Regions from separate parts of the Homo sapiens genome. Here all the other regions are linked to region 1. The links are chromatin contacts, found by Hi-C or POLR2A ChIA-PET in ENCODE. All regions are on one chromosome and are shown on one strand. The core of a region is the stretch at or near the end of the contact, and the rest is flanking DNA. Distances in the headings are between cores, read along the strand shown. Region 1 overlaps BANP (BTG3 associated nuclear protein). Region 2 overlaps KLHDC4 (kelch domain containing 4). Region 3 has its middle 63 kb from the start of KLHDC4. Region 4 holds the start of KLHDC4 (kelch domain containing 4). Region 5 overlaps ZFPM1 (zinc finger protein, FOG family member 1).

Region 1 (2,792 bases), core at 221-2,720:
CATATGGTGGGCATGGGACGGAAGATGGCTCGATGTTTGCCGCAGCTGTCCATGCCCCTCTACGCCATCCACAAGCCTCTGACCGAGTTGTCCGTGCGTGCACTTGAGCGTTTCTTGCAGGAGAGGCCGGGGCCAAAGGAACGCTTCAGTTGCAGCTGGGCTGTGCTAAGGGGCCTCAGCAGGAGCAGCCCTTGGGGGCCAGAGCCCAGGCTCTTCCAGCAACAGGAAGGACCTTTCTTCCCTGTGCAGCACCTGTCGAACATAACATGCTGGACTCCCTCGTTCATTCCCGGCAGAGAAGCGCTCCCCTCACTCCCCACAGAGCCCTGCTATGCCGGGCATTCAGACCAGCCAGAGGTGGGGGAGCCTGTGAGTAAAGTGGAGAATTGGAGGTGTGGTGCCACCCTGACCACAGCACCTTTCTTCTCCCTGAGGCCACCTCCTCAAATACTCTTCTTGGCCACAGATGAGGGCCCGGCTGTGGTTGGCAGATCTTTTGGGAGAGAACTGGATGGGTGGGGGGTGGGAGAGTTGCCATGTGTCCCAGTCTCAGGGCGGCCGCTCCCTCAGTGTCTGTCGTCTTGGGATTGGCAGTGTCGCTTCCTCGTACTTCAGTGCCCTCTTCACTGCAGTGGGGTGGCAGCAGCACCTGCTCAGGAAGTTGGTGGGCTTCGCTGGGCGCACACGGCCCACCTGGCACTCACCAGCCTCCGGGCTGCCCTTGGCAGGTGCCGTCCACACTCCAGCACTCAGGGAGGGGCGGTGCACATCCTCAAAAACTGACCACACTGGCACTGGTGCCCAGGTGGTGAGTAGGCGGGCTGTGGTCTGCAGACAGAAGCTTTACCCTGTGCACATACGAGGAGTAACTCATTTGAGTGACGTCACTGGACTGCGGCCCTTAGAGCCTCCTGACGCGGAGGTGGGCCTTTCACTTCTGCCTTTTGCATGTGTGAATGTGTGTGTGTGTGTGATTTTAGAGATACTGTTTTAAAACTGCGTACTCAAAGCATTAGTTAATTAACTAGGAAGTATCGTCTTGTGAAAATGATGACCAGGACGGAACCTTTTAAAGCAGGTCATCTGAACCTCATCGCTGTAAAGCAATCTGACTACAAAGTTCATTCTTTCACGTGAATTAAACGGTTTGGTAAAGAAATACTCAGCATAACGTGGACGTGCTCTAGTGATCTTAGGGAGCTGTGAGCTCGTGCAGTCTTGGGTGGGAGTTGGCATTGTTTATGTTCTTTTTTTAATTTTTTAAAAATGTTTTTAATTTTTATTTTTTTTGACACGGAGTCTTGCTCTGTTGCCCAGGCTGGAGTGCAGTGATGCCATCTTGGCTCACTGCAACCTCCGTCTCCCAGGTTCAGGCGATTCTCCTGCCTCAGCCTCCTGAGTCGCTGGGATTATATAGGCACCCGCCACCGCACCCGGCTAATTTTTGTATTTTTAGTAGACACGGGGTTTCACCGTGTTGTGTTTGTGTTCTTTAAAATCCATATCATGTTGGCCGGGCACGGTGCTTCACGCCTGTAATCCCAGCACTTTAGGAGGCCGAGGCGGGCAGATCACGAAGTCAGGAGATCGAGACCGTCCTGGCTAACACGGTGAAACCCCGTCTCTACTAAAAATACAAAAAATTAGCCGGACGTGGGGGTGGGCGCCTGTACTCCCAGCTACTCGGGAGGCTGAGGCAAGAGAATGGTGTGGACCCGGGAGGTGGAGCTTGCAGTGAGCCAAGATTGCGCCATTGCATTCCAGCCTGGGCGACATAGCGAGACTCCGTCTCAAAAAAGAAAAAAAAAAATCCTTATCATGTGAACGTGTTTTGGTGATCTTAGGGAGCCATGAACTCGTGCGGTCCTGGGTGGGAGGTGGCATTGTTTGTGTTGTTTAAAATCCCAAGCCAGAGCTCCCGGGGCTGCCAGGAGTTTGGGCTTGATGCGGGTCACGTAACGCAGGACACCAGGGTGGGGAAGGGCCCAAAGTAAGATACCACCAGGGTGGGGAAGGGCCAAGAATGCTTGCCCCAGTTCCTTGGCGAAAACTGCCAGTTTCTCCCCACATCTCCGTTAGGTAGTGAGAGTGTCAGTCAAGGCAGTATTTTCATGCACGTCAGTGAATGGGCCTTGCTCCTTCCCCCAAACCAGGAAGCTGAGTTTGGCCCCCTGCTTGGGTGTGCATCAGTCAGGCTTGGTAGAATGGAACAGGGTGCATGTTTGTTCTTTCAGCCCTCATTGGAGCTCAAAGATCAGTGCCCATGGGTGTGAGCTGGGATGGCTGTAGGTGGCATCCTTATTCAAATCCAGACTCCTCCTGAACATGTCCAGAAGGGCAGTAATTCAGGGCGCCGGGCCTCACTGGAGTCTGATGTTCTTAGTGGGAACAGCCCTAGTGTACTCCTAATAGTCACCCAGAACAGCTGTTCTCCCCACAGAGCACAGAGCACTCCTGCAGACCACGTTCAGGTCCTCAGAGGATTTAAAATACCAGTGAGCTAGGAATGTGGTACATAGTGAACTCCTTCCTATGTTTGGTGTACTTGGCAGTAATGCACCCAAATGTTGGGTTTGACTGTGCTTTCTTTTTACACTGCTATGACTATGTCCTGTCACTTAAACATTTTGAAGATTCTATCTGAATTTAACCCTGATTAGCAGGGTCCGCAAGGGCTTGGCCGAAGCAAACACTGGGACTTAGGGGGCTGTCCCCTGGGGAGGGCAGGAAAGCTGATGGGTGATGGGACGTGCAGGGCCGGCTCAAAGAGCACCAAGGCCTGCTGGGCCCTC
Region 2 (2,806 bases), core at 59-2,558, 320 kb before region 1:
CGCTGCATCTCTTTCGTTAGGATACAAGTCATCATAGTCAAAGCACTAGCTGGACCCAGACTGACTCGGAATTTATAAAACGTGGTTACGATACTGACCAAAGCTGCCGGTTCTTCGTGGCAGCGCAGAGCCTGGAGGGTGTTTAAAGTCCTCCCAAGGCTACTCAGATGCATCTCCTGAGGGAGCCTGGGACGGGATCTGGTTACAGGAGGAGGAAGGAGGGCAGGTGTCTGTGAGTTCCTCTTAATCTACAGGCAGGTCCAGCCCCAAGGTCAAGGCTCTGAGCACTACTGTCCACTTCATGAACCCGAGCTCTTCACATGTCAAACTCTGGAGCCTTGCCATGCAGAACCACGGTCAGAATGCCTTCATCTGATCAAACACTGTCAAGCACGCCACTGTCCAGGCACCAGGCACGCAAGTGGACAGAAGACTGGCCCTGTGAGACTCTCTTCTCCGGGCTGAGAGACAATGGCCAAGTCTGTAACCAGCAGGGAGGATGGTGAGCAGAAGGACAAGGACACGCAGGGGGATGGAAACTGGGGCCGCCCTGCTGAGACGAGGACCATGGGGGTTCTGCATAGAGGAGACCTGGCCTGGCTTGCATCTCTGCAGGTCACTCCAGCTGCTGCACTGTGGTGTGATCCTGAGGGCCCCGGGGAGGCGCCAGGTCTGGCAGGAGAGTGCAGTGCATGGCAGTGGGCAGGGGTCAGGCACTCTCCAAGCCACCTCTACTTGCTCAGTGAAATGTGAGGTGAGGGTGGGTGGCGGGTGGCAGGACCTCCTGGGAGCATGGACGGGGCCTGCGTGGGAGAGAGGCGTGTGCCCACAGTGTGTGGGGTCTTCTCTGGCCTGGGCCGCGCAGCAGCACAGCACAGCTGGGTCATGCCAAGAGGACAGAGCATGGCGGGTGAGGGTGTAATGGCGCCAGAGCAAGGACGAGCTTCCCCCAGCCCCAAGCTCAGGTACGGGCCATGTACCAAAGTTTCTATCAGTTCGTGCACACTGCCGCTTCAGCCATGGCGCAGCTGACCACCTGCTTAGGCTACTGACTTTTTTTTACACTCCAAACCATTCACAACTCAAATCTCTCGCTAATTCTGATAAATCTCTCATGAATCCAAACAGACAAGCTTTTCACTGCAATTCCAAATGCCACAGGCTCAGAGCCAAGAGCTACTGAACTAAGTGGATTGAGATCACCCACCGTCAGACTGAGGGCGGGTGCACGTGGCTGCAGACAGCAGCTGCTGAGAATGACACGCGACTCTGATGAAAGCGATACAGCTTAGCCGGTCTGGCTGTTCACCGTCCTGCTGCACTCTACGACACATCTGCTGGGAGAAAGCACTAGACCGGGGCATCCTGCCTGGCTTTCAGCCAAGTCAGCCTGTTCTCAGTGCCCTCCCACATGCCAGAATATCTAGACAAGCCTGACCGATGCCAGCCACTACTCCAGAAAATAGGGTGATTTTCTCTGTGCAGAACAAAAGATGACCAAGAAAAAAATCGGGTCATTCCGATCAACTCGGTACAATCTCTGACCAACTGCCATTAAAAGGCTGAAATCCTTTATTGCCAAGGCAGCAGAATGAACGTGGATCAGAATGGAGAAACAGACCTATGTTCCTGCAGGCATGTGATTTTCAACAAAGGTTCCTAAGGTATTCAATGGAGAATAAAAAGCCTTTTCTTTTTTCTTTTTTTTGAGATGAGTCTTGCTCTATTGCCCAGGCTGGAATGTAGCAGCACAATCTTGGCTCACTGCAACCTCCGCCTCCCGGGTTCAAGTGATTCTCCTATCTCAGCCTCCCGAGTAGCTGGGATTACAGGCACGCCCCACCACGCCTGGCTAATTTTTGTATTTTTCAGTAGACATGGGGTTTCACCATGTTGGCCAGGCTGATCTCGAACTCCTGACCTCGAGTGATCCGCCCGACTCAGCCTCCCAAAGTGCTGGGATTACAGGCGTGAGCCACTGTGCTCGGCCTAAAAAGCCTTTCCAACAGATGCTGCTGAGACAAGTGAGTATCTACATGGGGGAAACAGCCTCAACACTCACCTAATGCTGCTCTTGAGAATTAGTCCCGGGCAGATCACAGGGCTAACTGTGAAACCATATCATTTTTAGAGAAAAATAAAAGAAAATCTTTGTTACTGAAGCTAAACAAGGTCTTCCTGTATCACAGACCGCAATAATCACAAAAGAAAAACGTAATAAATTAGATTTTATCAAAAACTCAAAGCTTCTCATCAACAAACACTTCGGAAGGTGACCAGCCAAGCCACTACTGGGAGGGTATTTGTAATCCACACACCTGAAAAGAACTGGTGTCCAGAATGTCACCTTCTGCAACTCACTAACAAAAACTACAGCCCATTAAAAATAGCAGAAGACATGAACACACACTTCAGGAAAGACAAGCTCATGAAAAGCACTCAACACCAGCAGTCATGAGAGAAATGAGAATTAAAACCACGAGGTACCACACATCCACCAGAGCAGCTAAAAACAGAAAGACTGACGCCATTGGGGCTGGTATGAACAGGGGGCAACTGGAACTCCCCAACATTTCCAGCACAAGTGGAACCGGCCACTGCTTCGGGAAGAGAGCTGACCATTCCTTATTAAATAACACCCACACCCACACCCACCCCAGGGCCCAGCAGCTCCACTCCAGATATCTATTTACCCAAGAGAAACCAACACACGCAGCCACTCAAAAGATTATTATGGACGTGCTCATAGCAGCTTCAGTCACAGCTGCTTCCAAAGGCTGTGTCTTCTGAAGAACGGAAACAGCCC
Region 3 (2,700 bases), core at 50-2,549, 340 kb before region 1:
ACCTGCAGGCCAGCGCTTCCCGATGAGCAGAGGCGGGGGCTGGCACCTGGCGCTGGCTGCAGACGGGAAGTCAACGCCACCAAAGCAGAGGACCTCAGCCACCCAGGTTAGCAAGAGGGTAGCAGGGCGCTCAGGAACAGGTGAAGCCATACTGTGGAGAGAAGCTGAATGCTCCTCCCAAGCTTCAGCCCACCCATTAGGAACAAATGCTCTTTAAGTCTGTTTCTTCATGAAACCCAAAGTGGAAGTGCCTGAGCTGTGAATGCGGCCACAGCGTTCATGCCAGCTTGTTCCCAAGCCTAGGAGAAGCAAGCAGCCCCGTGACGGGCACAGGCCACAGTGTGGGCGTGAGCTCACCCCATGTGTAGCCGGGTGCTGGGCCCAGGCCGCTGGGTTTCTGGGGTCGGCAGAGTGGGCCAGGCAACAACCTCACATGCCTACCTCACTGCCACTCGTCCGCCTCGTCCACTCCTGGCATTTGGGATAAACATCCTGTCTCAGACACACCCTTCTCGTGCGCCCATGCCACCTGCTCAGGCCTATGCCGCCCGCCCGTCCTCCCAAGCGTGCACACCCGTCCGCCATCCTTCTCCCGTCTGTGCCCCATGGGACAGAGGCCTCCAGCTGCACCACCACTGCTCGTTAACAGCTGCCATCCACACCGAGGAAGCCTCTTCGAGCCCAGGGAGTGGAGGATGGGGCTCTGCTGTGCACGTGCTCCCTCGGGCCCTCCCAGCAGTGGTAGATGGGGCTCTGCTCTGTCCTTCTTGGTCATCTTCCTGGGCCTGCAACAAAGCTCAGCCCAGCAGCCAGGCAGCTCCTTACAGAGGCTAACGCCGGGTCTGGTCCCTGGTGACCCCAGGCTGCTGTGAGAACTTGTGACCCCCGAGATCAGAACAGCCTTCGGGTCCCAGAGCTTCCCGCATGATCGTGTGTGGAACAGACCGGGAGATTCCAGCAGATATGGGTTCAACGTTGACCACCAACCTTGACAACCCAAGGGCTGCCTCCCCTGACCATGACAGCCAACTCCTCCTCCACAGTGGCTCTGCCAGGCGCCGAGTCCATAAAGGGCAGCCACTGTTTGGCAAGGAGGGCCGGTCTGCCGGGGGCTCCCAGGCCCTGGGGTCAGGCTGAGAGAGGAAGATGGGTGTGAGGGTGCAGGGGCAGGGGGGCGGGCCCTGCAGGGCAGTGCCTGGCCCGTCCTGCACCCCCAGCCTGGGAACCCCCGGCTTTCTCGCTTGGGCCTCTGGGGAGCCCGCGTCCCCAAATGTAGCCACATCAGAGCACACTTCTCCGGCAGCAACTTCCCAGGCATGTCCGTGGCCTCCTCGGGGGCAGGCGCCCCCTCCTGGACGCTGAGCTGACCTCTCTAGCAGGACTCTGCTCATCTGCACCATTTGCCATTTCCACAGAAACCCTGTCCCCAGAGCCCGGCGGAGAAAAAAACCACAGGGGCCTCTCTGCTCAGGGGAGCCACGCGGAAGAGGCACCCTCGCTCCAGCTGCCAAAGCAACTGAGCCTGCTGCAAACATCTCTGTGAACTCGGACAGGAAACAGTGTTAACCTGTGTTTCCTTCCAAGTCGGCCCTGGCGCATGTGAACTGCTTGCTAATACTGTGTACAATCACGCCGTGCAATGACAGAGAGAACTTTTCTTATTGATGAAGTGGTTTAAAAAGTTACCCTGAGCCTTTTTTCTTTGCTTTTAAGCTGGAAAGATAGCTTGATTACTTATGAAATGAAAAAAAGTTTTCCTAAATGAATGTAACAGTTTAAATCATACTGTTACGAAAACAACACTGTCAAGATTAAAAAGAAATTCTGCTCCTTTTAGTAATAAACAATGTCGTGTGACACTTTGGAACGCTTCTCTCGTTACAAACCAGCGTCTTTACTGAAGGTCCTTCCGCTGCAGAGCTGCGCAATGGATGTGTGGACAGAGCTAGTCGGCACGTGGAGGCTCTCCTGGTTTTCGAGCAGGAAACGTGCTGTGAGCAGGAATCGCGAGTGAGTTCCATGGCGTCCCCGGGTCAGCGCGCGTGCAGGAATCGCGAGTGAGTTCCATGGCGTCCCCGGGTCAGCGCGCGTGGGGTCCTGTCTCGCTGGCTCACCACTGGTGGCCAGGGCATGTCTCCCCCAGCCCTGAGTCTCCGCAGTGGTGACCAGGGCATGTCTCCCCCAGCCCTGAGTCTCCCGGCAGTGGAGGCAGCGTGGGCACAGGGTTTGTCACAGCCTGTAAGTGAATGGAGGACACAAAAATAACCAGAGAGGCAGGCTCTGCCCTCCGGGAGTGCACAGGCGGTTTTTAAAATGTGTGCGTTCATGTAATTAAACGTCTCCGTTTGTTTCTCAGGGAGTGGTTACTCAATTTCTTCCCAGCCAGAGCTTTGTAAACCTGCGCTTCTCACCCCTCAGTGAAGCCTGAGTCCAGCCTCTAAAGGTGGGTCCCCTGGGTGGGCTGCAGCCAGTGGGGGCTTGGAAGGGCTCTGAAGGTTGAGACAAGGAAAACGGGCGTGAGCTGGACTCAGGGAAGCCGGGTCACCGTGGTACCTGCACTGTGGCCCTTGGCCATGACAGTGTGTCAGCTTCCGGCAGGGACTGCTTGTGTGCCTCGGGACACCAGTGACCAGGTGTGGCCAGGCCCCAGATGGCATTGCTGCAGCTCTCTCGTGAAAGAGTAATGGAGGTGACTGCAAC
Region 4 (2,793 bases), core at 69-2,568, 280 kb before region 1:
AAAAAAAAGCAGAAAGCAGCTAACAGCTGGTTACTGAGTGCTTACTTTCTGCCAAGCACCATTCTGAAGATACCACACAGATGAACTGACTTCCTGTGCCACAACCCTAGCCAGCAGGTCATGCCACTGCAGCCCAGCCTAGGTGACAGAGCAAGACTCTGTCAAAAAAAAAAAAAAAAAAAAGAAAGAGCCTAAGAGGAGTGTGAGGGAAAAGTCCAACTCCATTATTTAAGAGATGAGGACATGGAGAGATCAATGACTTAGGAAGAAAAGGGACAAAGGACTGTGGTCAAGAGCTCCTGATTCAGGACATCTGGTCACATCCCAGTTCCATACCACTTCATGGTTCACCTGTTGGTCTTCCTGTCAAATGGGAATACCAGTGCTACGGAACTGACCTGCTCGTGAGGAGTAAAGCCCAGGGAGCTGTGCCTGGCGCACGGCAGGCCATAAAACTGGCCCCGGTTAGGGAATCCATGAGCAGCAGCCGCAGAACACTCAACCCCAAGGTCAGGACGGATCCTCCTGCAGACCCCGGGCTGAGGACCAGAGGGAAGGAGACAACCGTGATGGCCGCCATCAGCTGCTACGGGATACCCCGTGGCTCCAGTGCCTTCTTCACTTAACCATCTGCTGCTCACTGCTCAGGGCTGCTGTGATGATTATTTGCCCTCTTTTGAAAGAAAAGTAAGGTTCAGAAAAGTTAAGAGTCTTACTCCCAGACCACACATCATGCAGAGGCAGCCCCCGGCTCAACCTCAGGTCTTCCTGTGCCAAACCCCTCCCTCTTCTCACCACCCAGCCTCCCTTCAGAGGGAGGGTGGAGGGAGAAGGGAGGAGGGGGAGGAAACGCAGAAAAACGCCCGTGACACCACACTAAGAAAAGCAAGCACGTTAAAGGGGGCAGCTCCGAGAAGCGGACAGACACACGTGGAGACTCAGGAGGGGGCGGGCCCCGTCTGGGCTGCCCGGACGCGGCGCCGGGGCAGTTCCTACGGCCTCCAGCTCTCCCGCAGGGCCGGCGCGGCTCCCACGGCCGACCCGTAACCCCGGGGGGCGCAGGGAGTCGGCCGAGGCTGCACGGCCGCGACGTCGGGCCGCTAAGCCCGGTCTGACCCGCTCACCTCCTCCTTCCGCGAGCGCTTAGACACCTTCTTCTCCATCTTGGCGGCCGTCTTCTCCGCGCCGCGGCCCTTCTTCTCCTTCTTGCCCTTCTTGCCCATCTTGCCGGGTCCCAAGCCGCGACGGGACACCAGGAAAGAAAACGGCCCGCGCTCTCCGCTCGGAAACAGGTGCTCGTGGGGCGGAGCTCGGCGCACAGAAATGGAGTCACTTCCGGCCCCGAGTTCGAGCCGCTTCCGGGTAGAGGTGCGGCTGGGCCCTTTACGAGGTTCGGTCTTGGAGCTCCGTCTTCGGCAGCGGGCTCGGGGGCCTCGGACTCTGCATAAGGCCCCGGAAAAGATGACCGGCCCCGGGCTGGGCGCGGTGGCTCATGCCTGTAACCCTGGAGCTTTGGGAGGCCTTGGCGGGCGGATCGCTTGAGTCCAGGAGTTCGAGATCAGCCTGGGCAACAAAGCGAGACACCACCCCCCACCCCCAGTCGCTACAGAAGAAAAAAAAAAAAATTAACCGGGCGTGGTGTCTCGCGCCCAGTGGTCCTAGCTCCTCGGGAAGGTGAGGCGGGAAGATCGCTTGAGTCAAGGAGTTCCAGGCAGCAATGCGCCCCTGCACCCCAACCTGGGCGACAGAGCGAGATCCTGTTTCAAAAAACAAAAAAGATGGCAGCCCCGGCCTGACATACCCCGGCCATGCTCGCCAATTCTCACGCCCTGTGCCCCCACCTAGCCTGTCCCCGTGTCCTAGGAGACGTGCCCTCTGAGTTTTATTTTTTATTTCTATTTTTTTGAGGCAGGGTCTTGCTCTGTCGCCCAGGCTGGAGTGCGGTAGCGCGATCTCGGCTCGCTGTAACCTCCGCCTCTGGAGTAGCTGGGACCACAGGAGCCCACCACGCCCGGCTCATTTTCTCTTGAGTTTTCCGGGGTGCACGTGCCCCCCGTTAAGGCACATTGCTTCGCCCTGGGTAGAACTAAGTGGGCGACTCTTGGGCTAGCCCCATTTTTTCCCCTCAGACCAAACAAATGAGTGCTTTTTTCCCAGAAAAAAAATTTCACACAGTTATAAGATTTTGCAGATCCTGAGTAAGACAGTCCCTGCCGGGCGCGGTGGCTCACGCCTGTAATCCCAGCACTTTGGGAGGCCGAGGTGAGTGGATCACGAGGTCAGGAGTTCGAGACCAGCCTAGCCAACATGGTGAAACCCCCGTCTCTACTAAAACTACAAAAATTAGCCAGGCGTGGTGGTGGGCACCTGTAATCCCAGCTACTTGGGAGGCTGAGGCAGGAGAATTGCTTGAACCCAGGGGGCAGAGGTTGCAATGAGCTGAGATCAAGCCACTTCACTCCAGCTTGGGCAAAAGAGCAAAATTCCATCTTAAAAAAAAAAAAAAATGGGGGGGCCCTTCCACCTTCCCATTTAAAATGTGCCAGACACTGTTAGGTACTAAGGGCATGTCCTCAAATGTCCTAACATGGAGGACTTTTGTTTCTTCATAGGTAGGCTAGAGCTAATGATAGCACCCTGAAAGGGTACTCAATTTGTGGAGCCTGAGAAATAAAGATAGGTAATATCCAAATGCCTGCTAGGAAATTGTACTCTAGGATTTGCCTCAAATTACGTAAGAAATGGCAAAATCATCTGCAGTGCATGGAATGTTATGATTTGAAAGAGCAGAGT
Region 5 (2,700 bases), core at 175-2,674, 490 kb after region 1:
CCAGCCCCACGCCGGGCTCCAGCCCGGTGCCCGGCGAGCTGGGCCTGGCCGGGGCCCTGTTCCTTCCGCAGTACGTGTTCGGGCCCGACGCGGCGCCCCCCGCCTCGGAGATCCTGGCCAAGATGTCCGAGCTGGTGCACAGCCGGCTGCAGCAGGGCGCGGGCGCGGGCGCCGGCGGCGCGCAGACCGGGCTCTTCCCCGGGGCCCCCAAGGGCGCTACGTGCTTCGAGTGCGAGATCACCTTCAGCAACGTCAACAACTACTACGTGCACAAGCGCCTCTACTGTTCAGGCCGCCGTGCGCCCGAGGACGCGCCTGCCGCGCGCAGGCCCAAGGCGCCCCCCGGCCCGGCCCGCGCGCCCCCCGGCCAGCCCGCCGAACCCGACGCGCCGCGCTCGTCCCCGGGCCCCGGAGCGCGCGAGGAGGGGGCTGGGGGCGCGGCCACGCCCGAGGACGGCGCGGGCGGCCGGGGCAGCGAGGGCAGCCAGAGCCCGGGTAGCTCCGTGGACGACGCGGAGGACGACCCCAGCCGCACGCTGTGCGAGGCCTGCAACATCCGCTTCAGCCGCCACGAGACCTACACCGTGCACAAGCGGTACTACTGCGCCTCGCGCCACGACCCGCCGCCGCGCCGACCGGCCGCGCCCCCGGGACCCCCTGGGCCGGCCGCGCCCCCGGCCCCCTCTCCCGCCGCGCCTGTGCGCACGCGCAGACGCCGCAAGCTCTACGAGCTGCACGCGGCCGGCGCCCCGCCCCCCCCGCCGCCCGGCCACGCCCCCGCGCCCGAGTCGCCGCGGCCCGGAAGCGGAAGCGGAAGCGGCCCCGGCCTCGCCCCTGCGCGCTCGCCCGGCCCCGCGGCCGACGGCCCCATCGACCTGAGCAAGAAGCCGCGGCGCCCGCTCCCCGGAGCCCCGGCACCGGCGCTGGCCGACTACCACGAGTGCACGGCCTGCCGCGTGAGCTTCCACAGCCTCGAGGCCTACCTGGCGCACAAGAAGTACTCGTGCCCCGCTGCGCCACCGCCCGGCGCGCTCGGCCTGCCCGCCGCCGCCTGCCCCTACTGCCCCCCGAACGGCCCGGTGCGCGGGGACCTGCTGGAGCATTTCCGCCTGGCGCACGGCCTGCTGCTCGGCGCGCCCCTGGCCGGCCCGGGGGTCGAGGCCCGGACGCCGGCCGACCGCGGCCCCTCGCCCGCTCCCGCCCCCGCCGCCTCCCCGCAGCCCGGGTCCCGTGGCCCCCGGGACGGCCTCGGCCCGGAGCCCCAGGAGCCGCCGCCCGGCCCGCCCCCGTCCCCGGCCGCCGCGCCCGAGGCCGTGCCGCCCCCGCCGGCGCCCCCCTCCTACTCGGACAAGGGCGTCCAGACTCCCAGCAAGGGCACGCCGGCGCCGCTGCCCAACGGCAACCACCGGTACTGCCGTCTTTGCAACATCAAGTTCAGCAGCCTGTCCACCTTCATCGCCCACAAGAAGTATTACTGCTCCTCGCACGCCGCCGAGCACGTGAAGTGAGCGCCCACACTACAGCCGCAGACGCTTTGCACGCCCCGCTGCGATGCGGGGAGGGGGCCGCCCCCAGGCCGCACGGACTGCCGCTCCTGGGAACCCCGCCACGCACAGGCCTCGGCGGAGGGGGCCGCAGGGGGCAGCGCCCGCCTGGACCCTTGGCACTTAATAAAGAAGTTCAGTTTGATGAGCATGGTGGTGGGCCAGCCTAGTTCTCTGAGCCAGCAGGCACACGCAGCCAGTGTCACATCCAGCCCTGCTGTGTACACAGGCCACTGCGGCCCGGAGTGGCTGGGCCCCTGCCGGAGTTACACCACTGGGTGCTAAGAGCTAGACCGAGCGTCAGGTCGGAGGCCACAGCACACACTGAACCACTGCAGGGCCAGCCGCTCTGGGCCTACCCCACCCCAGCCCTGTCCATACCCCCCTAGGGAGAGCAGCCTCCACACTGCTGACCCTCTCCACGGTCTACTTGGCCGCCAGACACGGAAGAGAGGGGCACTGACCTGGCTGGCCATCCCCCAACCCTGCATGGTCCTGGGGGTCCGATGTCCCCCATCCAGTCACAGACCACCAGGGATGGCAGGGGTGGGGGCGCCCTGGGGAGGATGAAGCCCTGTGGTGGCCAAGGCTGGGGGAAGAACAGGCGAGTAGGTGGACAGGAGAGGGAGACCGAGGCCGAAGCATTCCCTGGCCTCGAGGGGGTCCTGATGCTCACTGGTGGGTGCATCTCTCCCTCAGAGCCAGGGCTGAGGACAACCGTGTGGTGGAGTCACCTGTGGTGGCTGAGTCGGTGCAAGGGTCAGGGCACCCCCACCCCCCGTCTTCCCTGCCCTGCTGGGCTGTATGGGCCGGCCACACTGAGGGAGTACTTGGCTGACCGCGTTCAGCCACGGTGTCACCGTGCCGTTTGCAGCTGGGTGGCTGTGGGCAGCCTCCAGCGTGCTTTCTCACTGGAGAACAAAAACACTCTTCTATTCCCAACGTCACTTTATTTTTTTATTTTTGGGTCTCACTCTCTTGCCCAGGCTGGAGTCCCTGGGATACTCACGGCTCATTGCAGCCTTGACCTCGTGAGCTCAAGTGATCTTCCCACCTCAGTTTCCTCAGTAGCTGGGGCTACAGGTGTACACCACCATGCCCAGCTAGTTTTTGTGTTTTTTGTAGAAATGGTGTCTCCCTATGTTGCCCAGGCTGG

What was found. Hi-C counts contacts between places; a loop is a spot of excess contacts on that map. ChIA-PET counts read pairs that join two places held with the same protein, here RNA polymerase II (POLR2A). Pooled maps may share reads with other maps.
Region 2: a pooled map shows a loop between it and region 1 (7-fold over the local background). The contact joins two enhancer-like sites. A Hi-C loop is called at or near these places in 3 of 37 single-sample maps with no recorded cell type and 2 of 50 pooled maps.
Region 3: a loop to region 1 is called in a map of OCI-LY7, with 6 times the contacts of the local background. The contact joins two enhancer-like sites. A Hi-C loop is called at or near these places in 1 of 168 maps with a recorded cell type or tissue (OCI-LY7), 1 of 37 single-sample maps with no recorded cell type and 2 of 50 pooled maps. POLR2A ChIA-PET finds 5 or more read pairs at or near these places in 2 of 52 experiments (OCI-LY7 and activated B cell).
Region 4: a pooled map shows a loop between it and region 1 (4-fold over the local background). The contact joins the promoter of KLHDC4 here to the enhancer-like site in region 1. A Hi-C loop is called at or near these places in 1 of 168 maps with a recorded cell type or tissue (OCI-LY7), 19 of 37 single-sample maps with no recorded cell type and 6 of 50 pooled maps. POLR2A ChIA-PET finds 5 or more read pairs at or near these places in 2 of 52 experiments (CD4-positive, alpha-beta T cell and activated B cell).
Region 5: a pooled map shows a loop between it and region 1 (17-fold over the local background). The contact joins two enhancer-like sites. A Hi-C loop is called at or near these places in 3 of 50 pooled maps. POLR2A ChIA-PET finds 5 or more read pairs at or near these places in 2 of 52 experiments (activated CD4-positive, alpha-beta T cell and naive thymus-derived CD4-positive, alpha-beta T cell).

What each region holds. Positions count from the first base shown.
Region 1 is chr16:88,045,274-88,048,065 of GRCh38, forward strand. The region is part of intron 11 of BANP (BTG3 associated nuclear protein); the gene reads left to right. Among named protein-coding and RNA genes, the nearest start is that of BANP, 95 kb to the left of the region's middle. RefSeq lists an enhancer at 1-121. Within about 2 kb of position 1,471, at least 3 of the 41 ENCODE cell types and tissues checked have a DNase peak (open chromatin) inside an H3K27ac peak, as active enhancers do; they include OCI-LY7, where a contact is called at or near this core.
Region 2 is chr16:87,722,148-87,724,953 of GRCh38, forward strand. The region is part of intron 7 of KLHDC4 (kelch domain containing 4); the gene reads right to left. Among named protein-coding and RNA genes, the nearest start is that of KLHDC4, 42 kb to the right of the region's middle. RefSeq lists an enhancer at 2,348-2,806. Within about 2 kb of position 1,309, at least 6 of the 41 ENCODE cell types and tissues checked have a DNase peak (open chromatin) inside an H3K27ac peak, as active enhancers do.
Region 3 is chr16:87,701,197-87,703,896 of GRCh38, forward strand. It overlaps a transcript of KLHDC4 not described here. Among named protein-coding and RNA genes, the nearest start is that of KLHDC4, 63 kb to the right of the region's middle. RefSeq lists enhancers at 515-564, 1,295-1,544, 1,580-2,700 and a silencer at 1,115-1,174. Within about 2 kb of position 1,300, at least 6 of the 41 ENCODE cell types and tissues checked have a DNase peak (open chromatin) inside an H3K27ac peak, as active enhancers do; they include OCI-LY7, where a contact is called at or near this core.
Region 4 is chr16:87,764,668-87,767,460 of GRCh38, forward strand. KLHDC4 (kelch domain containing 4) reads right to left here and starts at 1,319. Exons shown (of 12, transcript NM_017566.4): 1 at 1,125-1,319. The coding sequence starts at 1,223. It overlaps LOC105371399 (a long non-coding RNA gene), which reads left to right and starts at 1,374. Exons shown (of 3, transcript XR_933871.3): 1 at 1,374-1,674. LOC102724467 (a long non-coding RNA gene) reads right to left here. Exons shown (of 4, transcript NR_120309.1): 4 at 1,664-1,757. RefSeq lists enhancers at 607-1,231, 1,215-1,274, 1,355-1,414.
Region 5 is chr16:88,533,472-88,536,171 of GRCh38, forward strand. It overlaps ZFPM1 (zinc finger protein, FOG family member 1), which reads left to right. Exons shown (of 10, transcript NM_153813.3): 10 at 1-2,700. The coding sequence ends at 1,508. Among named protein-coding and RNA genes, the nearest start is that of ZFPM1-AS1, 3.8 kb to the left of the region's middle. RefSeq lists enhancers at 1-513, 514-1,075 and a silencer at 717-1,176. Within about 2 kb of position 1,425, at least 12 of the 41 ENCODE cell types and tissues checked have a DNase peak (open chromatin) inside an H3K27ac peak, as active enhancers do.